Linked DNA regions of Homo sapiens: region 2 is linked to region 1. Evidence: chromatin loops called from intact Hi-C (ENCODE). Cell type or tissue: chondrocyte. All regions are shown on one strand. Links, peaks and the distances in the headings refer to the core of each region. The heading gives the core; the rest is flanking DNA.

Region 1 (10,485 bases), core at 3,293-5,792:
TGTTTCTTTTCTTTAACATAGATTTCCCTATAAACAGATAATGCACCATGAACATTTCTGTCTGTTAATAAAAACCTTTTGGTGTTGGGTGTCCATGTTTTCAAACTTCTTAAAGAGTTTGCTGAAATCTGCGGAAGCTTCTGCTAAACTCTTCACTGTGAGTTTTCTTGGGAGTTCTTTTCCTTCTTTCAAACTTCTTAAGGAGTTTGCTGAAGTCTGCAGAAGCTTCTGCTAACCCCTTCACTGTGAGTTTTCTTGGGAGTTCTTTTCCTTCTTTCAAACTTCTTAAGGAGTTTGCTGAAGTCTGCAGAAGCTTCTGTCAACCTTTTCACTGTGAGTTTTCCTGAGAGTTCTTTTCCTTCTCCAGCAGCTCCCTTTGCTCTTGCCCCTTCTTCAGCTAGGTGTTCCTGTCCCAGTTCCAATAACTCCTCATTCCTTTAGGAGCTCCTCAATGCCATCCTCAGCCAAACCCAGATTAGAGTTGTTTGCCATCTGAACCACAGCCTTGTTGACTTTTGCAACCTCCTCATCCTTGGCAAATCCTTTGAAATCATGGAAAAACCTCTTGAGTGTCTTCCTCCAGATGCCATTCATACATTCCTCGGTGGCATCACCCCAAGCCCAAGCTCAAAGTGCTTGACACAGTAATAGATGTTGTAATCCTTCCAAAATTACATCCATGTCTTCTCAGGGTCTTCCTCAGTTTCAGCAACAGCCTGGGCAAAAGTCCTCCTTAGGTAATAGTCTTAAAAGCTGTTATAATTCCTTGATGCATTGGTTGGATCAAAGAGGTGGTATTTGGAGGGAGAAACACCACTTTGATATTGAGATGAAAATGACAAAAAAAAAAAAAAAAGAAGAAGAAGAGCATTATCAATAAGCCAATCTTGAAAGATATATTATTCTCCAAACAGTACTTCTCCATCTCACTGGCAGAGTAATTCAGGAGGGCCTCTTGGAAGAGGAGCTGGGTCATCTGTGGCTTCTTATTGCTCCTGCAGTGCACTGGCTGTGTGTGCTAATTGACAGGCTTGAAGGCCCTGGGGTCCTCATAAAGGGTTTCAGTTTGTAATCTGCAACATTGTTGCCAGGCAAGACTTGCTCTGTCCTTAAAAGTCTTCAAACCTGACATTGACTTGGCTTCCTTATGAATGAAAGTTCTTTCAGGCATTCGTTTCCAGAATGGGGAGGTTTCATTCATATTGAAGATTTGCTGTGACAAGTAATTTTCCTCCACAATCAGCTCATCCAGAGTTTCCAAAAATTCTTCTGCTGCCTTCACAACAGCACCCACAGACTCACCACTAACTTGCACTTTATGTAAGGAGTAAGGATTCTTGAATCATTTGAAATACCCAGAGCAGTAAATTCAACACCACAGTCAGGTCCAGCCTTTGCTTTCAACCTTGCAAACCGACATTGCTTTGGTGGTGATTGTCACGGTGCTGAGAGGGATATGTGTCTGTGTTTGGTCTTCAATCCAGGTCATTAGAAGTTTCTCTGCATCTGATAGAGAACTTCCATGAATTTTTGTTAGTTTCATCGCTTTCAATGAAGCAGATCCCTTAACACAGAAGTCCCCAACCTTTTTGGTACCAGGGACCGGTTTCATTGAAGATGATTTTTCTTTCTTTCTATTTTTTTTTGAGACAGAGTGTCACTCTGTCACCCGGGCTGGAGTGCAGTGGCAGATCTTGGCTCACTGTAACCTCTGCCTCCCAGGTTCAAGTAATTCTTGTGCCTCAGACTCCCGAGCAGCTGGGATAACAGGTGTGCGCCACTATGTCCAGCTAATTTTTGTATTTTTAATAGAGGAGGGGTTTCGCCATATTGGCCAGGCTGGTCTTGAACTCCTGGCCTCAAGTGATCCACCCACCTTGGCCTCCCAAAGTACTGGGATAACAGGTGTGAGCCACGCTGGACCAGAAGACAATTTTTCTATGGACTAGGGTGGGGGTTGAGGGATGGTTTGGGGATGATTCAAGCACTTTATATTTATTGTGCTGTTTATTTCTATTATGATTACATTGTAATATATGATGAAGTAATTATACAACTCACCATGATTATAATGATATAACTCATGTCATGATGTAGTGCATGACCGTACTATCAATATGACTTATCACTGTTGGCATTGACCTTAATCACCTGCCAGAGATAGTGTTGGTCAGGTTTCTCTACTGTAAAGTTACTCTTCTCCCATTTTTGGAAGGAAGTCACTACATGCAGGCCACACTTCAGGAGTGAGGAGTTATGCTCCACCTCTGTGGGGGTGGAGTATCTGTGAGAATTCATTGAACTTCTTCCGCATGGAAGACGTGTCTCTTCTCCCCCTTCTACACTCAGCCCTCTGTATTCTCTGATCCCACATCGTGGATTCAGCCAACCACAGATAAAAAATATTAGGGAAAGAAACCCAGTAAAAATTCATACAAACTGGCCGGGGACACTGGCTCACGCCTGTAATCCCAGCACTTTGGAAGGTCGAGGCGGGTGGATCACCTGGGGTCAGGAGTTTGAGACCAGCCTGGCCAACATGGTGAAACCCCATCTCTACTAAAAATATAAAATTAGCCAGGCGTGGTGGTGGGTGCCTGAAATCCCAACTACTCAGGAGGCTGAGGCTGGAGAATCGCTTAAACCCAGGAGGCAGAGGTTGCAGTGAGCCAAGACGGCACCACTGTACTCCAGCCTGGGTGACAAGAGCGAAACTCCATCTCAAAAACAAAAAACAAAAAACAAAAAAACAAAAAAACCAAAACCAAACCAAACCAAAACAAAAACCAAATAAAACAAGCAACACAGAACAGCTATTTACCTAGCATTTCTATTGTATTAGGTATTATAAGTAATCTAAATATAATTAGAGTGTACAGAGGGATGTGTCCTGGTTATGTGCAAATACGATACCATTTTATATAAAGGACTTGAGCATCCATGGATTTTGGTATCTATGGGGGTCCCGGAACCAATTTGCAGTGGATGCGGAAGGAGAACTGCATTTATTTATTCAATCATTAATATCAGTGTGGACTCATGGGTGTTTATTCCATGCTTTGGGTTATGATCCAATCTATTTTATTTTGTTACTCAAGTTGTTCCAGTTTTGACTATTGGGATCTCTTTCAGTTGGATCCTGTGACCCTTTGACGTCTCCCCACTGATGTGGGCTTTTTTTTGGTTTGTTTGTTTTGAGCACTTTCCTACTTTCTGGTACTAGTAGGTGCTCCTGGCTTATCCTGTGTATTTCCTGCCCCAGTCTTAGAATCGGTCATTTCTCCATGGAACTTTGGTTTCTTTTATTGGCAACACGGTGAGGCTCCATCTCTACAAAAGATCATGGGCTGGGCATGGTGGCTTCACGCCTGTAATCCCAACACTTTGGGAGGCCAAGGCGGGCAGATCACTTGAGCTCAGGAGTTCGAGACTAGTCTGGGCAACATGGTGAAACCCCATCTCTACCAAAAATACAAAAAACAATTAGCTAGGAATGGTGGTGGGCACCTGTAGTCCCAGCTACTAGGGAGACTGAAGTGGGAGAATCGCTTGAGCCCAGGAGGTGGAGGTTTCAGTGAGCCAAGATTGCGCCACTGCGTTCCAGCCTGGGAAACGGAATGAGATCCCATCTGAAAAAAAAAAAAAAAAAAAAAGGCTGGGCATGGTGGCTTTGGCTTGAAAGCGCTGAGATTACAAGTGTGAACCACCATGCCCAGCCAAGACTGCTGAATTTGTGCATGCAATTCTTGTGTGTGTAACCATCAGAACGGCACGCCCCACCCTTTTAAAGTTTTATTTTCTTATAGCGGAGAGCTACGACAGAACCTCCTTTCTATCTTATTCTTGAAGTACCTTTAAGCAGGAATAAGATGATCAATATAAAGCCAATGATTGCCAGCTTCTTTATTAATGTGGCTATTTTGTTTTTCATAAAAATTGTCTCACATTTTTAAAGACTTCTATAATATATAAAATATCGTAATATTGCTCTTCTTTCTATTCTTCCTACCAGGATTAGTAGAAAATTTTCTGTGAAAATAATCTTTAGTTTATTTTCCAGAAACTTCTCCCCCACAGAAGCTCTTGAAAATACTTTTTGGTTTTGTTTTGTTCAAGAGACAGCTGAATATAGCTCTTGGAGAGGAGATCCTCTGACATGAATTGACTGAGACAGCTTGTAATAACATTAGTAGGTATTTTCCGGGCACAGTGGGGAAGGTGTCCACAATATATACCCGTAAAATCCTTTGGGATTTTGTGTTCAGATTTTTTGCAAGTCAAAAACATAAGTCCCTGAAGGTAGTGGTTTTTGTATTTAAGAAAGGCTTTTCTTTTTTTCCTTTTTGTTGTGTTAATCAGTGTGGAATGACCTTAACACCAGAGGGCAGTATTTTCTAGTAGTTGCCAAAATGTCCTTGTAGTCGGTGTAATTATCTGATGGATTAAAAAAGACAGCTTATGTTTTCCCGGGTGTTGCCGGTATAATGCACATAGCCTGGGACTCATACCGAAGGTCATAATGCATCTAGTATTTTCTAAACCACGGGAATTTTTTTTCTTTTCTTTTTAAACCCTTCTGTTCGGTGGAGTTTAAGCTCCCTGAATTAATTTTCACAATAAGCCGTGCTGTTTACAGGGGTTGTGTGATTGGCAGGAATGGGTGGCTTTCACACAGCACCATTTGATCCCAGCCCAAGCCCAAAGGAAGTCCTGTCTTATTAAGGAGTAACAGGCAGATTCGTGTGAGGCCAGCGGGCTTGAGTTTGGCTTCAAGGATGGTCAGAATTCGTGAATTTCTTTCCAGAAGGATATCCGGGTCTTCCTGAGAAGAGAATGGGCTTTTTAAATCCAGAAACTTTCATACAATTTATTTCATACACACTTTTACTTTTTGCAGTTTAAAAACTACAGACAATAGAGAGGACATTTAAATAGCCTACATTTGGTTACCCATTTCTCTTTGCTTGCTGGTTTCCATTTAATGTAACTGCAGAGTGAATCTTCTAAAATATGTTCTTACTCTTCCGATATCCTTGTTAAAACAGGAAAGCCTATGCGTATTAACCGGGTAGTTTCTATTTTCTCCTTTTAAAAAATGTTTCCCTTGCTTGCTATACATCTAACACATATTCATTGTAGAAAATAAATGTGGCAGGGCAGATGCAGTGGCTCACACCTGTAAACCCGGCACTTTGGGAAGCTGAGGTGGGAGGATTGCTTGAGCCCAGGAGTTTGGGACCAGCCTGGGCAACATAGCAAGACCCTGTCTCTACAAAAAATAAAAAAAAATTAGCTGGGCACAGTGGCGCACACCTGTAGTTCCAGCTCCTCAGGAGGCTGAGGCAGGAGGATTGCTTGAGCCCAGGAATTCGAGGCTGTAGTGAGCTAGGATGGTGCCACTGTATTCTGGCCTGAGCGACAGAGCGAGCCTCTGTCTTACAACAGCAACAAAAACAACAACTTGTAATCTCACCTCATAGATAAGATTTTGTTGTACACACTTTTTCCTTGGAAACAGATTGTACATGCTATTTTATAATTTGTATTATTCCCATGATAATGTGATGGGAACTTTACTAAAAAGTTCTAAATTCAAGACCAGCCTGGGCAACCTAGTGAGGCCCCATCTCTACAAAATGAAAAAAAAAAAAAGAAATTAACAATGCATGGTGGCTTGCTCCTGTAGTCCCAGCTATTCAGGAGGCTGATGTGGGAGGATCACTTGAGCCCAGGAGGTCCAGACGGTGGGGGGCAGTGATTGCGCCACTGCACTCCAGCCTGGGGAACAGAGTGTAATTGTATTTTGCCACACTGCACAATATCACTTTCAATGGTTGTTTAGTATGTTCGAGTATGAATGTATATAGTTCATTTAATCAGTTTACTCTCTTGTTAACAGTACATGAGTCTGACTATTCACACTCTTGCCTACCGTGGGTATTATTATTTTGTCAATCTGCTGCATTCATTCAACACATAGATATTGATTACTAACCATGTACTAGGCATATTCTCAGTGCTTGGGATAGATTATTGAAAAAAACAACCTCTGATCTCATGAAACTTATATTTGAGTGGAGGACATGTACATACATGATAAATGTTATAAATAAGTAAATCCTTTAGCATTTTAGAAAGCAAAAAGTGCTATAGTTAAAAAAAAAACAGAGCAAGTTAAAGGAGTAGGGAGTGGAGAAGATTGTAGTTTTTTAATTTTAAATTTATTGTAGAGGTGACATCTCCCTGTGTTGCCCAGGCTGGTCTCTAACTCCTAGGCTCAAGCAGTCTTCCTGCCTCAGCCACCCAAAATGCTGGGGTTAACGGTGTGAGACACTACACCTGGCCAAGGATTGCAGTTTTCATTTTTATTTTTATTTTTTGAGAAAGGGTCTTGCTCTGTCACCTAGGCTGGAGTGCAGTGGCATGATCTCAGCTCACTGCAACCTTCATCTCCCAGGCTCAAGTGATCCTCCTGCCTCAGCCTCCTAAGTAGCTGGGACTACAGGCCCATGACACCAAGCCCAGACGTATTTTTTTTGTAGAGACAGGGTTTCACCATGTTGCCCAGGCTGGTCTCGAACTCCTGGGTTCAAGTGATCCTCCTGCCTTGGCCTACCCAAGTGCTGGGGTTACAGGTGTGAGCCCCTGTGCCTGGCCAAGGGTTGCAGTTTTAATTAGAGAAACCAAGGTAAGCCTAATTGAGAAGGGGGCATTGCAAGACTTGAATCAAGTTATTTGAATTTGCAATTTTATTATTACTATAGCTGATATGGTTTGGATCTGTGTCACCACCCAAATCTCATGTTGAATTGTAATCACGAGTGTTCGAGGTGGGGCCTTGGTAGGAGGTGATTGGCTCATGTGGATGGGTTTCCTCTTGGTACTGTCCTCATGATAGTGAGTTCTGGAGAGATTTTGTTGTTTAAAGTGTGTGGCACCTCCCCCACCTCCCTCTTGCTCCTGTTGCCACGATGTGAGATGCCTCCATCCCCCTTTGCCTTCTGCCATGACTGGAAGCTTCCTGAGGCCTCCCCAGAAGCAGAGGCTGCTATGCTTCCTGTACAGCCTGCAGAACTGTGAGCCAATTAAACCTCTTTTCTTTATAAATTACCCAGTCTCAGGTATTTCTTTATAACAGTATGAGAATAGACTAATACAATAGCTAAACTTTCTTTCATATGTTTATTCTTTTTTTTTTTTTTTTTGTGATGGAGTCTCTCTCTGTTGCCCAGGCTGGAAGGCAGTGGTGTGATTTTGGCTCACTGCAACCTCCGCCTCCCAGATTCAAGCAATTTTCCACCCTCAGCCTCCCGGGTAGCTGGGACTACAGGCGTGCACCACCATGCCCGGCTAATTTTTGTATTTTTAGTAGAGATGGGGTTTCGCCTTGTTGGCCAGGCTGGTTTCAAACTCCTGGCCTCAAGTAATCCACCCGTCTTGGCCTCCCAAAGTGCTGGGGTTACAGGCGTGAGGCACCACACCTGGCCTACATACCTTAATGTAAAAATACTTTATTGGTTCCCAGTTTCTATGTGCATAGAAGATGGGAGGTCCTCTTTCTGTGCCTATTACAGCTGTGGCTTCCGGTCCCAAGCAGCATCTGAAGCGGGTAGCAGCTCCACAACGTTGGATGCTGGATAAATTGACTGGTGTGTTTGCTGCTCGTCCATCCACTGGTCCCCAAAAGCTGAGAGAGTGTCTCCCTCATATTTTCCTGAGGAACAGACTTAAATATGCCCTGACAGGAGATGAAGTGAAGAAGATTTGCATGCAGTGGTTCATTAAGGTAGATGGCAAGGTTCGAACTGATATAACCTACCCTACTGGATTTATGGATGTCATCAGCATTGACAAGACGGGAGAGGGTTTCCGTCTGATCTATGGCATCAATTGTCGCTTTGCTGTACATCGTGTTACACCTGAGGAAGTCAAGTACAAGTTATGCAAAATGAGAAAAATCTTTGTGTGCACAAAAGGAACCCCTCACCTGGTGATTCACGATGCTCACACTATCCGCCACCCTGATTCCCTCATTAAAGTGAACGACACCATTCAGATTGATTTGGAGACTGGCAACATCACTGCTTTGAAGTTCGACACTGGTAACCTGTGTTTGGTGACTGGAGGTGCTAACTGGGGAAGAATTGGTGTGATCACCAATAGAGAGAGGCACCCTGGATCTTTTGACACGATTCACGTGAAAGATGCCAACAGCAACAGCTTTTCCATCATTTTTGTTATTGACAAGGGCAACAAACCATGTATTTCTCTTCCCCGAGGAAAGGGTATCCGCTTCACCATTGCTGAAGGGAGAGACAAGAGACTGCAGCCAAACAGAGCAGTGGATGAAATGGTCTGTGGGTGACATGTTAGATCTTCGTATGTAATTTAAAATAATATGGCATGATTAAAAAAATAAGTAAAAATACTTTATTGCTAGAAAATGCTAACCATCTCTCTGAGCCTTCTGCGAGTCATAATCTTTTTGCTGGTGGAGGGTCGTGCCTTGATATTGATGGTTGCTGACTGATCAGGGCAGTTGTTGCAAGGCTGGGGTGACAATTTCTTAAAATAAGACAATAAAATTTGCCACACCGATGGGCTTCTTCACAAAATATTTCTCTGTAGCATGCAGTGCTGTGTGATATCATTGCATATAGTGCTTCTTTCAAAGTTAGAGTTGATCCTCTCAAACACTACCACCTTTTTATCAACTATGTTTATGGAATATTTGAAATCCTTTGCCGTCATTTCAACAATGTTCATAGCATCTTCACCAGGAGCAGATTCCATCTCAAGAAACCACTTTCTGGTTGGGCGTGGTGGCTCATGCCTGTAATCCCACCACCACATCCAGCTAATTTTTGTATTTTTAGTACAGATGGGTTGGGGGTGGGGGTTTCACCATGTTGACCAGGCTGGTCTTGAACTCTTGCCCTTAAGTGATCCTCGGCCTCCCAAATTGGTGGGATTACAGGCGTGAGCCACCATGCCCGGCTGGTGATTCATTTTTGTGTGTCATATGACATAGCAAACATTATTTTTCCTGAATATTTGTATTATTGTATCAGGTTGTATTGACAGCATTTGTTAAGCATTTTATGCCATTACTGCTTATTGGCGGGGTCTCACTCTGTCGCCCACGGTGGAATGCAGTGGCATAATCACGGCTCACTGCAGCCTCCACCTTCTGGGCTCAAGCAATCCTCCTGCCTCAGCTTCCCAAAGTGTTGGGATTACAGGCATGACCCACTGTGCCGGGCCAGATTTTTATTTTTTATTTTTTTTGAGACAGTCTCACGCTGTCTCTCAGGCTGGAGTGCAGTGGTGTGATCTCAGCTCACTGCAACCTCCACCTTCTGGGTCCAAGTGATTCTCCTGCCTCAGCTTCCCGTGTAGCTGGGATTACAGGCATGTGCCACCATGCCCAGCTAATTTTTGTATTTTTAGTAGAGACGGGGTTTCACCATGTTGGCCAGGCTGGTCTCGAACTCCTGACCTCAACTGATCCACCCACCTCGGCCTCCCAAAGTGCTGGGATTACAGGCGTGAGCCACTGCACCCGGCGTTTTTTAGTTTTTAAATTCTGTTCCATTGATCTGTCTGTTTTGTCTTGTGCCATTGCCACATTGCATTACAATTTCTACCTTTATGATTTTTTAATATCTGCCAGGTAAGATCGATATTGTCTCGTTTTGCAAGGAGCCATTCACCATACTTGTTGAGTGCTTGCTCTGCACCAGGCTTTGTCCTGGGCACTGAAAGTGCGATGTTGACCTACATGGTCTTTCTCTCTCATAGGTCTTGGAGACACAGGCAGACACACAGGGTGGTAATTACAACCTGCCTGATCAGCAGTGCAGCAGGGAGGGCCGGAGCATGGTGGGACACATCTATCCATGTTCCTGCCTTTGTGCCCAGGCACGCTGCTCCTGTTACTGTAGATGGACTTTCTGGCTCTTGTCTGAGGCCCGCCCCTGACCAGGCGCCAGATCCTTTCCCCTCTTGCCTTCTCAAGGACCCACTGAAGCAATTCCCTCTTTTCTTTCCTGCACCATCAACGGATATTTCCTTCTCTACTGGAATATTCCCATTAGCTTATGTGGATCATGAGTGAATTCCTTTCATTGCACCATGTTCTCCAATTACCATCCATTTCTCTGCTTTGTTTATGGCCCAAATCCTTGAGTTATCCATCTTCACTGTCTCCAGTTCTCCTCCCATTCCAGTGGGGCGTCACCTCCACCACTCCTCCAATACCTCTCATATCAAGGTCACCAGTGACCTCCCTGCACCTGTTCAGTTCACTTGCTCATGGTACTTGACACCCCAACAGCATCGGACACAGCTCGTCACTCCCTTCTGGAGAACATTTCTCCACTTGGCTTTACACATGCCACTCTCTTGGGTTTCCTTCGACTTTACTGGTCACTGCTCAGAGTCCTTTGCTGTTTTCTCTTTATTCTCCCCAACTATATTTTACTT
Region 2 (10,485 bases), core at 4,002-6,501, 670 kb after region 1:
GCATCCCAGTGACCAATCCAGGGACGCCATGGGAGCGTGGGTTGGGCTGCACGGCCTCTGCCCATGGCCCTGGGAGGTTCTGACACCCAGTCCTGTCGTGATTGAGAACTAACGGCCATACGAGCATCAGCAGATTCTCACACAGTGCCCAGAGGACAACAGCCAAAGCGTGGCTGTCACTCCCACTTTACAAGCGCAGCACCTGAGGCCAGAGAGGCGTGCTGCAGGGCCCAGGGACCCCAGCACCAGGGCAGGCCCTGCTGGGACCGAACGAGGGGGGTTGGTTCTGGAGGGGCTGTTGTCCCCAGCCAGACCTGCCCCAGTTGTCCTTCGTCTGGGCTCGGCGCCCCTCACCTCCTGGCACCTGTCCCTGCCGAGGGGCCCGGGCAGCCGGAAGTGACAGGGAGGCAGCTGATGAGTCACTCTCTGGGGCCTCAGCCGGGCCTCCAGCTTCTGTTTTCCATCATGTTAATTACATTTATTATTCATCAACTGCTAAAACTGGCTCTGGGTCCTCCATTTTCCAAGCCCTCAGGTTGCGTCCCAGCTGAGGCTCCCTGTGGCTTTGAGTCGGGATCAGACGCCGGCCCAGCCGAGGGGCCTTTGGGTTTGGAAATGAAAACAAAGGATCCCATCCTGGTGGCTTTCGGGCAGCCGCGGGTGGCCAGGCCTTTGCTCTCCTCTGCCTGGAGATGCCGGATGGATGAGGGAGCTACCGTCTCAGCCACCTCATTTGGCCTCCCCAGCGCCCAAGGTTCTCTGCCTCTTCCATCCCTCGTCTTCCTCTGGCATCGCATTCCGGCTCACACTTTGATCTTTCCCGAGTCCCTGGGCATGGAGGCTGCTGTCTACCCAGCTGCCTTCCCTCCAGGCCGTCCTCAGGGGTTTGTACCTGCCCCCTCCACCCCACCACCCCCCAACCTTAACACCTGAGTGCCCTGTCTCAGTCCTTCACTCCCAGAACAGGGAGGGTCAGGGACCGAGGAGGGCTGGACCGTATGTGTGATGTGCCAGGCTTCTGCTGCTCCACCTGGCTGGGTTCTGGCCCCGTTCCCAAGGCCCAGTGACCACCCAAAGGGCGTGACCTTTCCCAGCTGATTTGGACACCCTGGGTGGCAGCTTTCTCCCCACCCAGTAAATGGGGTTGGGTTTTACTGCCCTTTCCTCATTCACGATAAACTTTCCATTTCTGTGAAGTTCACCCCCGAGACCAAGGGAGGCCAGATGCGCCCTCGTCCTGCGGGGAATCCTGACATTAGGAGAACCCCATTCCCGCCTGCCCTGCCAGGGATGGTGCAGTGGAGGAATGCCCAGTAGCCCCTGGGCCTACTGAGGTGCCCCGATGCCTCCAGCCTAGGCCCACAAAGTGATGAGCTTCAAAGTTTCTTCTCTGCCAGGGGGGATAAAAAAGCAGAAAACAGAGATGCTAGAACCATCGCCGTTACACAGCTGGCAGCGTCCACACAAAACCAAGCATTCCATGCCTGGCGCCCCACACTCCCCCTTTGCCTGCCCCATGTGCACCGGAGACACATGAGGTGGGGGAGGAGTCTAGAGCTGGGGAGATGCCAAGCCTGTGTATGGCGGGTGGGTAAACTGTGGGTGTCCATACAGGGAGAACTGTCGGGCAGTGAAAACGAGCAGATTGTTGCCACAGTCAGGGACACGAACAGCGCTGAAAGTGATGTCTAGCAAAAGAAGCCAGGCTCAGAAAGGCACGTACCATCCCACTGACATAAAGTTCCCAGCAAGCAAAACTGGTGACAGAGGAGGAGAGGGGAAGAGAAGGGGTGGTGAGCGAACCCTCTAGGAGACAAGAAATGTCCTGGGGTCTTCACCCACGGGGCACGTTTGTGAGATGTCATCAATCTGGGTATTTAAGATGGGTGTGGTTTACTGGCATATATTTTGATAAATAGGCTTGCACACACACACCAAAATGGCCAAGCATTGCTCCTGCGGCCAGACTCCGGGCAGAAACGCTGTGCATCTCTTGACCTGAGTGGTCCTCCTAACTTGCAGATTTACAGACATCTCCAGAGCTACAGACCGACACGGTAAAATGACCATTTGTGCACTTGCAGAATTATTCGGTTGGCCGATGACAGAAAGAAAATGAAAAGTTAAATGCAATTTAAGGAAGTATCGCCTGGGCTCTCTGTTCAGGCCAGGACCTGAATATCGAGTCTATTAGAAGCAATTATAAAAGGGACAGCGCTTCTTAATGTTTCTCATTTGACAAGAAGGTTTTTAAATATGGGGCATTAGTTAATAAAAAGACCCCAGGAGCCCATTGTAATATATTACCTAATTCCTAACAGTTCATAGCCACTGAAATAGGTAAAAAAGGGGATGTAAAATTAATATATGGTTATTATTAAAATTGCCTTATAAATTAGTTAAGTCCCCTGGAGGTACAGAGTGGGCATCATTATTCCAAGAGTGTCTCAAGGGCTTTGGTGTACCTTGTGTGTTTGTGGAGTGGGCGTGCCCCCTTGGCAGGGAGAAGAGAGCTCTGGCTCTGCAGTTTAAGGAGAAAACAGCAGCTCACACTGAAAGAGAGGAGAGCCAGCCATCAGACTGCAGACATTTTATAAAGAAACCTCTTCCTTAGTGAAGTTGCTGGGGAGGCTGGCACTTTGAGGCATCACCCAGCATGTTCTGTGCCCGAGACCAGTAAGGCCCTGATTGACATGGATTGCAGTTGATTAGGGACAACATGCAAATGGGTGTGTAGCTCCTGGGGCCCTGGGGACCACTGGCTTGTTCAGGAATGGAGGGATAGAAACAATTCCCTTAAAGTGTTTTCACTCAAGGGAACCCAGCTGCAGGCAGCATGGCAGTGAGGGAGCCTGTCGCTCCAGGCCAGCCACACCCGCTAGCTGCTATAGCCGAGGAGGCCGAGGTGCCTCTGGAAGGCGTGTGCATGTGACCCAGGCCATGTCACTGCCACCATCTCCATCCAGGCTGTGGGTACTGGGAGCCCGGAAGCGCCAAAGCTTCCAACTTTGCCATGCGCTTGTGCCTTTAATTGGGGGATTTCAAAGCTGTGAGTGGAAATCCATTCAGATCTGAGCTGTTTGCTGAATCCGAGATTTCTGTCCAGGGGGATTTGGCGAACGTAATGTTTTATGCATTCTAGGTGATTTGCCCATACCTGCTGGATCTGTTCATGGCAGCAGGCTCGTTTCCAAGGAACAGCACAGTCCTCCTGGACAAAGAGGCTTCCTCCTGCTCCCAGGGGAGAGAGCTATCATGTTTTTTTCCAGTGAGAGCACCAGAGGGAAATTTGCTTTTTCAATCGGCTCTTCAGAGCTGCGGGTTCTGCCCCATCCTGTCTGCAGTGGAAACCTGAGCTGTCGGTGTTCCCCTGGGGTGGGGTGGGCTCCTTTTGCTTGGGTGGGTGGTCCCCAGGGTGGGGTGCCCCGTGTGGGGAGTGTTTAGCCAGAGGAGACAAGCAAGGCTGTTTTCCAACCAGTCTCTGACTTCTCTAGCTCCCTGTGCAAAAGGGATACCTCCGTGTGCAGACAGAGGTTTTGCCAAAGAATCTGATTCCAGAGAAGAAGGCTAAGTGGGCTCCTGAAGCAGGACTTGGCAGGCCTTCTAGGGGCTTGGATTCTCCAGGCTGCATACCAGAGAGCCTTGCCGACAGAGCTTGCTTCCAAACCTGCCGGTGCAGTGGAGCAGCTCAGGAGCTCTGGGTGGAGGAAGGGATAGGGCTGCACTTTCTTCCCAGAGTGGCCCTTACCTGGGAAGACTTCTTAGCTTCAGCCTATGACTCTTAGACTCGTAATGGTCACTCTGGGTTTAATCTTCCCTTTTTTTTTTTTTTTTTTGAGGTGGTGTCTTGCTCTGTTACCCAGGCTGGAGTGCAGTGTCGCCATCTCAGCTCACTGCAGCCTCCGCCTCCCAGGTTCAAGCGATTCTCCTGCCTCAGCCTCCCGAGAAGCTGGAATTACAGGCATTTGCCACCACACCTGCCTAATTTTTGTATTTTTAGTAGAGACAGGGTTTTGCCATACTGGCCAGGCTGGTCTTGAACTCCTGACCTCAGGTGATCCACCTGCCTCAGCCTCCTAAAGTGCTGGGATTACAGGCTTGAGCCACCACGACCTGCCTAATCTTCCCATTTTGATCATGAGGCCAGGAAGCAGGAAAGAGTGGTCCCTCCACTAGCATTTGCTACCCATCTTCAGGCAGAGGTGCTGCCAGATGGGTGTTAATTGGGAGGGGAGTGTCTCCGAGGATGTCCTTCCCAGGAAGAATTTTTCCCCCTGTGGCAAAAAGGAGAGGTAGAAAGTGGGAGATAATGAAGGAAACATCGAGAGTGGAATTTCAGATGCTTTGTCTTGGGCGGAATGAAGAGAGGAAATCTTTGCTTTGTTTTCTGTCTCCTCTTGGGGAAATTTCCCACATGAGTTTTGGGATGATGAAGATGGGCCCCCAGCCCTGGCCTCCGGCGGGGACCTGGACATTCAGATTTTGGGTGATTTCAACCCATGGTAGAGTTTCCTGATAGAGTCAGGGAGGAATTGGGCTTGAATTGCTTTTCTTTCTTTTCGTCCCTCTCTTCCTTCCTTCGGGAAGGAATTGGGCTTGAATTGCCCTCCTTCCCTCCCTCCCTCTCTCCCTCCCTCCCTCCCTCCCTTCCTTCCTTCCTTCCTTCTTTCCTTCCTTCCTCTCTCCCTTTCTCTGTTCCTCTCTCCCTTCCTCCCTTCCTTCATAGGATCTTGCTCTGTTGCCCAGGCTGGGGTGCAGTGGTGCGATCATAGCTCACTGCCTCGACCTCCTGGGCTCAAGCAGTCCTCCTGCCTCAGCCTCCCAAAGTGCTGAGCCACAGCACCTGGCTGGATTGCTTATTTTTTACTTTGTCCACAACAATGGTATCAAAACAGAGATACACTGTGGTTCCTTCAGCCAGGCTGAAGGTTTTTCAAGGAGCTCTGTGTGCGTGGCAGACGGCGTGCACTTGCGACCTCTGGTGGCAGCTTCCCAGTGTCGTCCTCGGTGGCAGCTGTGCTTGGGGAGTGTGCGCTGTGTCCACTGGGCAGAACACATCAGGACAAGAAGCCCCCTGGGGCCAGTGGGGCGAGGCTGGGGCGAGGGGAGCAGGTCTTTGACAGGTAGCTTTTATTTCTTCCCAAAAGTGTTTTCAAAATGAAAATAGCTTTACTCTGATAAAAAGATACATATGCCAGTAGGAAATCCAGTCAGTACAGAACATTATAAACAAGATAGGAAAAAAACCCTTTGATGCAGAGGCACACAAAACCTTATTGCTGTAGCAAACAGGCTTCCGGTCTCTCTGGGGCACAGACAGACGGGCTTTGATCTGCTGGGCTCACACTGGGCAGAGTTTTTGCAGCAGAAGTCTCTTCCTGGCAGTGAACTGGGGCACACTGGGGCTGCATCATAATCCACTTACCCAGACTGCCCCCGGAAGCCAGGTGGTTCCCAGTGTGAACGACACTTCGACCGTCAACCCTACCTCGCCGTCTCTCGGGTGTCAAACTGACCGTGTCCTTGGGGTAAACTCCTGCAAATGGAATTGCTGGAAAAATGTTGATGCCCAAAGCCCAGTGCCATCTAGAAAAGTTGTTCTCCCTTCACGGCTGGGGCTGGGTTAGTGTCTGGTGAGCAGATACCATGTCCTTCCCGGGGATGTTCTCATTTAATCCCGTGAGGGGGAGCGGAGAGGAGTGTGGCATCCTCTCTGCATTATAGAGACCCCACAGTAGACAGATGGGTCTTAGAGGAGCCAGGTGGCCTCTCTCCAGAAGCCATGTTCTCAGCCAGCGTGCAGGACACCCCTCCTCCCAAACCATGAGTGCCGGTGTGCCCACCCAGGCCTCAAGATTAATTGTGTTATTTCCATTATTCACCTTTATCATTCTGATTAGGGAAAAGTAATACCCCGTCTTTATTTTTGCTGATTTGATTACTGACGAGCTTAAACTTCTCTTGTAAGTATTTCTTGGGCATTTATCTTTGTGGGTTTTCAGTCCTTTGCCCATTTGCAATCGGGACATTTGTGGGTGACTTATTGCTCTGTAATTGGGCTCTTTGTACTATTGTTCTGTGTGTTGGAAATATTTTTCCCAATTTGATGTACAGAAATTGTAAATATCAGTTGTCATGTTGGTCCTTTCCTGTATAGTTTATGCCTTTGCGAAATTGCTTTTTCTACTACCTCAATATAATCCAGTTATCAGCATGTTTTTTCTATCTTTATAGTCTGATGACTTTCTTTTAAATAACAGTTTTTGCATAATTATGAAATATTTCAAACACTGCTGTGTATAGTTTAATAGATATCTGTGTATCCACATGGTTTCGTCTTTTATATTTAATACGTTAATTGAGCTAAACTGCATTTAAGAATAATATATAAACAAGGATTCTGGCTTTTCTGCCCCCGCGTAATTACTAAGTGACCTGTTGTCTTTGGAGTAATGTCTTTGCCCCCCATTGTAAAATTCCATTTTTGCTGTATTCTAAATTCCCAGGTGTATTAGTCAGTATAGGGTAGCCTTTGGGGTGGTAACAACAGAAACCCAGATCTCGGTGGCTTAGCACGGTAAAGGCTCATTTCTTGCTCATGCTGCCATCTGTGGCTGGCCCAGTGGCTCTCCTCCAGCAGGGATGCAGGGCTGCTTCCACTGCCCAACTCTGCCCCCTCTGAGAAGGAAGAGAGAGAACATGAAGAATTCACACCCACTCTTAAAAGCCATGGCCTGGAAGCAGCACATGTCATTTCATATTCCTCTTGGGATGAGAGTCAGTCCTATGGTCCCAGCCTAGCTGCAGGGAGGCTAAGATATGTGCCCAGAAAGAGGAAGCAGAGTGAACACAGGGCTAGATCTCCACTCGGGGCTGCCTGGGCAGACAGGGTTTCGGCTGCCTGTGGATGTGTGCGTATATGCATATGTGCATGTATGTGTGAATGTTCTTTGGATTGTTGGGCATGTTCAGGCCTGCTGTTCCTGCCATCCGTTACCCTTTCTTCACATGTTTACTGAGGACCTACTGTGTGCTCATCACTGTGGCCAGCCTTGGGTATGGGTGACATGGGCCTGCCTCTAGGAGTGCCCTTCAAGACTGGGAGGGAACGGGAGGGTGCCAGGCTGAAAGTTCTGCAGTGTAGAAGTGTGGGGAGGGACTTGCCTACAGAGGGCTTTTGGTGGTGAGAGGTGGGAGAAGCCCCTTGGGGAACCCAGGGAGATTTCTGGAGAGGGGCGTCAGCCTGGCCCACGGTGGTTTTGGATGGTAACTGGCGGTGAGCAGGAGGTGGAGCGTGGACATCCTCCCAGCTCCTGAAGGGCAGCAGCTGCCAGGAGTCCACTGAGACCCCTCTAGCCATGACCTCCTGGTGGGAAGGTGGGCCAGGAGGGGACCTGTTAAAGACTGGCAGGTGGTTGAGGGTCAGTGTGGAAGGTGTCCGATAGAAGGTGCTAGAAGTGGGTGGGCTTGGGATAGGTGTTGCTGTGGGTCCTGGAAGAGGGAGCTCGGGGTATGCTGGACAGGTGTGTGATGCCTGGGCTCCCTGCGGGGACCCAGCAAAGCACATCAGGAAACCCGGCATCCACGGGCGTGACTCCCTCTTCTGCATCCTCCAAGCCCTCCTTGGCACTGTGCGAATTTTCTAAATTTCAGTGGGTGGCGCTGGCGAGATGCTTCAGAGTGTGTGCAGGCTGGCGAGTAAAGTCAAGGAACTTCCTGGCTCCTGGCTATGCAGGAGGGGGGCCCAGACCCTCATCACATAACGACCACTTCTGTCTTCAAGCGTGTCTCTTACAAGGTGGGGGCCAGGAGAGTGCTGCCCAGAGCCAGTGCTTTGCCATGATCAGATTGCCGCCTGCCAGGACGGGGGTATGGGTTGCCTACAGGCACCGTCACTGCTGCACGGATCTCCGGGAGCAGGCTTCACACACACAATTCCTGCTAGCAATCTACTGGCTTTGGGGAGTAGTGTTGGTGTCATAAAGAAAGGATATTTAACTTTGCATCGATAGGCAAAGAATAATTAAGATATAATTAAAAGCACAAATTCTTCTAATTATTGGCTTCGTATAATGTATATTTAAAAACAAGATCTGTTAAGGCTTCCTTTTGAATATATCCAGAAGCCAAAAGAGGGTAGCATTTTAATTAAAAATGGATTATTTAAAAACCAGTTTAATCATCCTGTCATCCAAAGACTTAGACTTTATTAATTAGCTATTGATAAATAGGTTTAAGCTACCCCAAAGTTGAATTTGCAAGAGTTATTCCTGGCATCCTCCGATTGGAGGATTTTTTGGAACTTGCCCTGTGTCTCTGGGATGTCAGCAGCAAAGGTTTAGGACATGTGAGTTGGTTCTTAAATCGCCCCTCCCATCCTCTGTGGAGCCAAAGTGGACATCCTGCTGCAGGTGGGGACCGATGGGGGGCTCCTGGGGCTGTCCCACTTCCCCCATCTCCTACCTCTGTGCTCTGTGGCACGAGAGGGTGCTGAGGACCTGGATGGTGGCATCCGCACTGAGAGGTCCCCGATGGGGCACAGGTGCAGAACATGCTAGAGATGCCATGAGCCACGACAGCCTCCGCCTCCCCAGCTCCATGCTTGGAGTGCATCCCTGGCCAAGGCACTCCTCTTCTCAAGGCTGCTCTCTGTAGGGGCGGCGTGACTGCCACCCCCATTCATCATCTTAAGTAGATAAAGACTTTCAAAGTGATAAATAGCGTTCCTGTTGTTCCTTCAGCCAAGTGTGACTAAAATAACGTTTGGAGTCGTGAGTGAGGATGGAAAGGCTCATTAGAAGAGGGGTTGTCGGCAGTTCACGCCTAACAGCCGGTTCGCTGCCATAAAACACAGCCGCACGCGGTGGAGGGGCCCTGCCCACCTAGGGCCTGTCCAGGCTGGCCCTGACAGATGGTGTCTGGGCCTCCCTCCATGGCACATTTCGCTGCGTCCTGGGCCTTGTGGTTCCTGGATGCTTGGAAGAACCTTCTCAGAGAGGAGACGTCTTTCACAGGCATCTGTGGTCCTCGCTTCCTGCAGGTGCTGGGGATCTGGGGCTGCAGTGACCCAGCTCCTCCTGTTTCCTCAGTGACCCAGCTCCTCCTGGTTCCCTCCAGCCTAATGGGGTAGCCAAGGCCACCTGCTGCGCAGTGACCACTGGCTTGGCGCTGCCTCCCGGGTGACCAGGTCCCTGTATCCAGTGTCCTGTGCTCACAGTACCGAGAGTGGCTGTGAGTCCATGTGGACAGACTGCTTCTCCTCTCTTCTCCAGAGCCCTCAGCAGAGGACGATAGGGAGGGAACTGGGTACTAGACCCTCAGGATGAACTGAGTGAGTTGCAGGGGCTGCCCAGAGCTGGGCCCAGGTGCGACAGTGCTTTAGAAAGACATTGATAGGAAACAGCACTTTCCAGAGAAAGTTAGATCTGAAACGACACATTTGTGAAGTATTTTCAGATTGTAAGGCTGAAAAAGCAATTTGATGTTTAGAAATAAAGTAGTGCTGGACTCTTTCAAGACAAAACAGAAAAATGCCCTAGAGGGAATCCAAAGCAAAGCACTTGCTTTTTCTAGAAGGGGTGACTTGGGGATTCTGTCCTCACTCTACAAGGTGGGATCTGGGTGACTCCCACTGTTGCCCAGGCTGGAGTGCAGTGACATGAGACCTGAGATCCTCTGCCAAACATGTGTTCCCTAAATATTGAACCTGGGCCTGGCACAGTGGCTCACACCTGTAATCCCAGCATTTTGGGAGGCCGAGGTGGGAGGATCACTTGAGGCCAGGAGTTCGAGAGCAGCCTGGGCAACATAGCAAGATGCTGTCTCTACAAATATAAAATAAAATAAAATAAATTAGCCAGGTGTGGTTGTGCACACCAGTAGTCCTAGCTACTCAGGAGGCTGAGGCAGGAGGATTGCTTGAGCCCAGGAGTTTGAGGCTGCCATCTGGGGACTTGGGGAGCTTCTGAACCAAAGGCCTTGCCCAAGAACGAAAAACCAGGCTTTTCCTCAAAGAAGCCTTAAGGCGGGATCTCCCAGAGTTAGTCATTCCATGAGACACCCTGGCAGTTTTGGTCAAGTTCTTGTCTCACCTCTACTATTATCTGCTTAATCGTTTTCTTTCAATTGACTCATTTTTTTTCCTTTAAATATATGTTTTAAGATGCTTTTTATCCTCGTCATGAATGAAACCCAATCTAATTTGCCATTAACAGACATTAGCGCTTCAAGATAAATACCTAGTGCATGAAGGAAATATGCTAGTGGGGTACTACATAATGTCATCCCGTGGACTCGTATTGTGCTTTGGGAAATGTGAACTTAAAAGCAGCCCCTTCCCTCCCCTTGCCCCTGCTCGCCCCTCCAGAAAGCTCCCTGCATACCTGGCTTGCTTCCCCCACACCTTCCTGGGGAGGATGGAGACAGGGTGCCAGCGTTCCTTAGAGGGACAATGTGGCCTCTGGGTTGTGTTGAACTAGGATCATC

The links. A loop is a pair of places that touch in the nucleus more often than their neighbours do. Peaks named below come from ENCODE experiments on the same cell type or tissue, not always from the same donor. Only the 100,000 strongest peaks of a DNase experiment are listed, where the experiment ranks them.
Region 2: it touches region 1 in a loop (2.7-fold over the local background); 4 of 110 quality-filtered maps call a loop at or near these places.

The regions. Positions count from the first base shown.
Region 1 is chr19:34,090,402-34,100,886 of GRCh38, reverse strand. It overlaps the pseudogene RPS4XP21. Among named protein-coding and RNA genes, the nearest start is that of LSM14A, 77 kb to the left of the region's middle. RefSeq lists an enhancer at 532-701. In chondrocyte, for the core only: CTCF peaks have their summits at 4,184 and 4,385 (motif pointing right); no DNase peak of the experiment used is centred there.
Region 2 is chr19:33,425,344-33,435,828 of GRCh38, reverse strand. All of the region lies in intron 9 of PEPD (peptidase D), which reads left to right. Among named protein-coding and RNA genes, the nearest start is that of CEBPG, 57 kb to the right of the region's middle. In chondrocyte, for the core only: a CTCF peak has its summit at 4,973 (motif pointing left); a DNase peak (open chromatin) is centred at 5,028.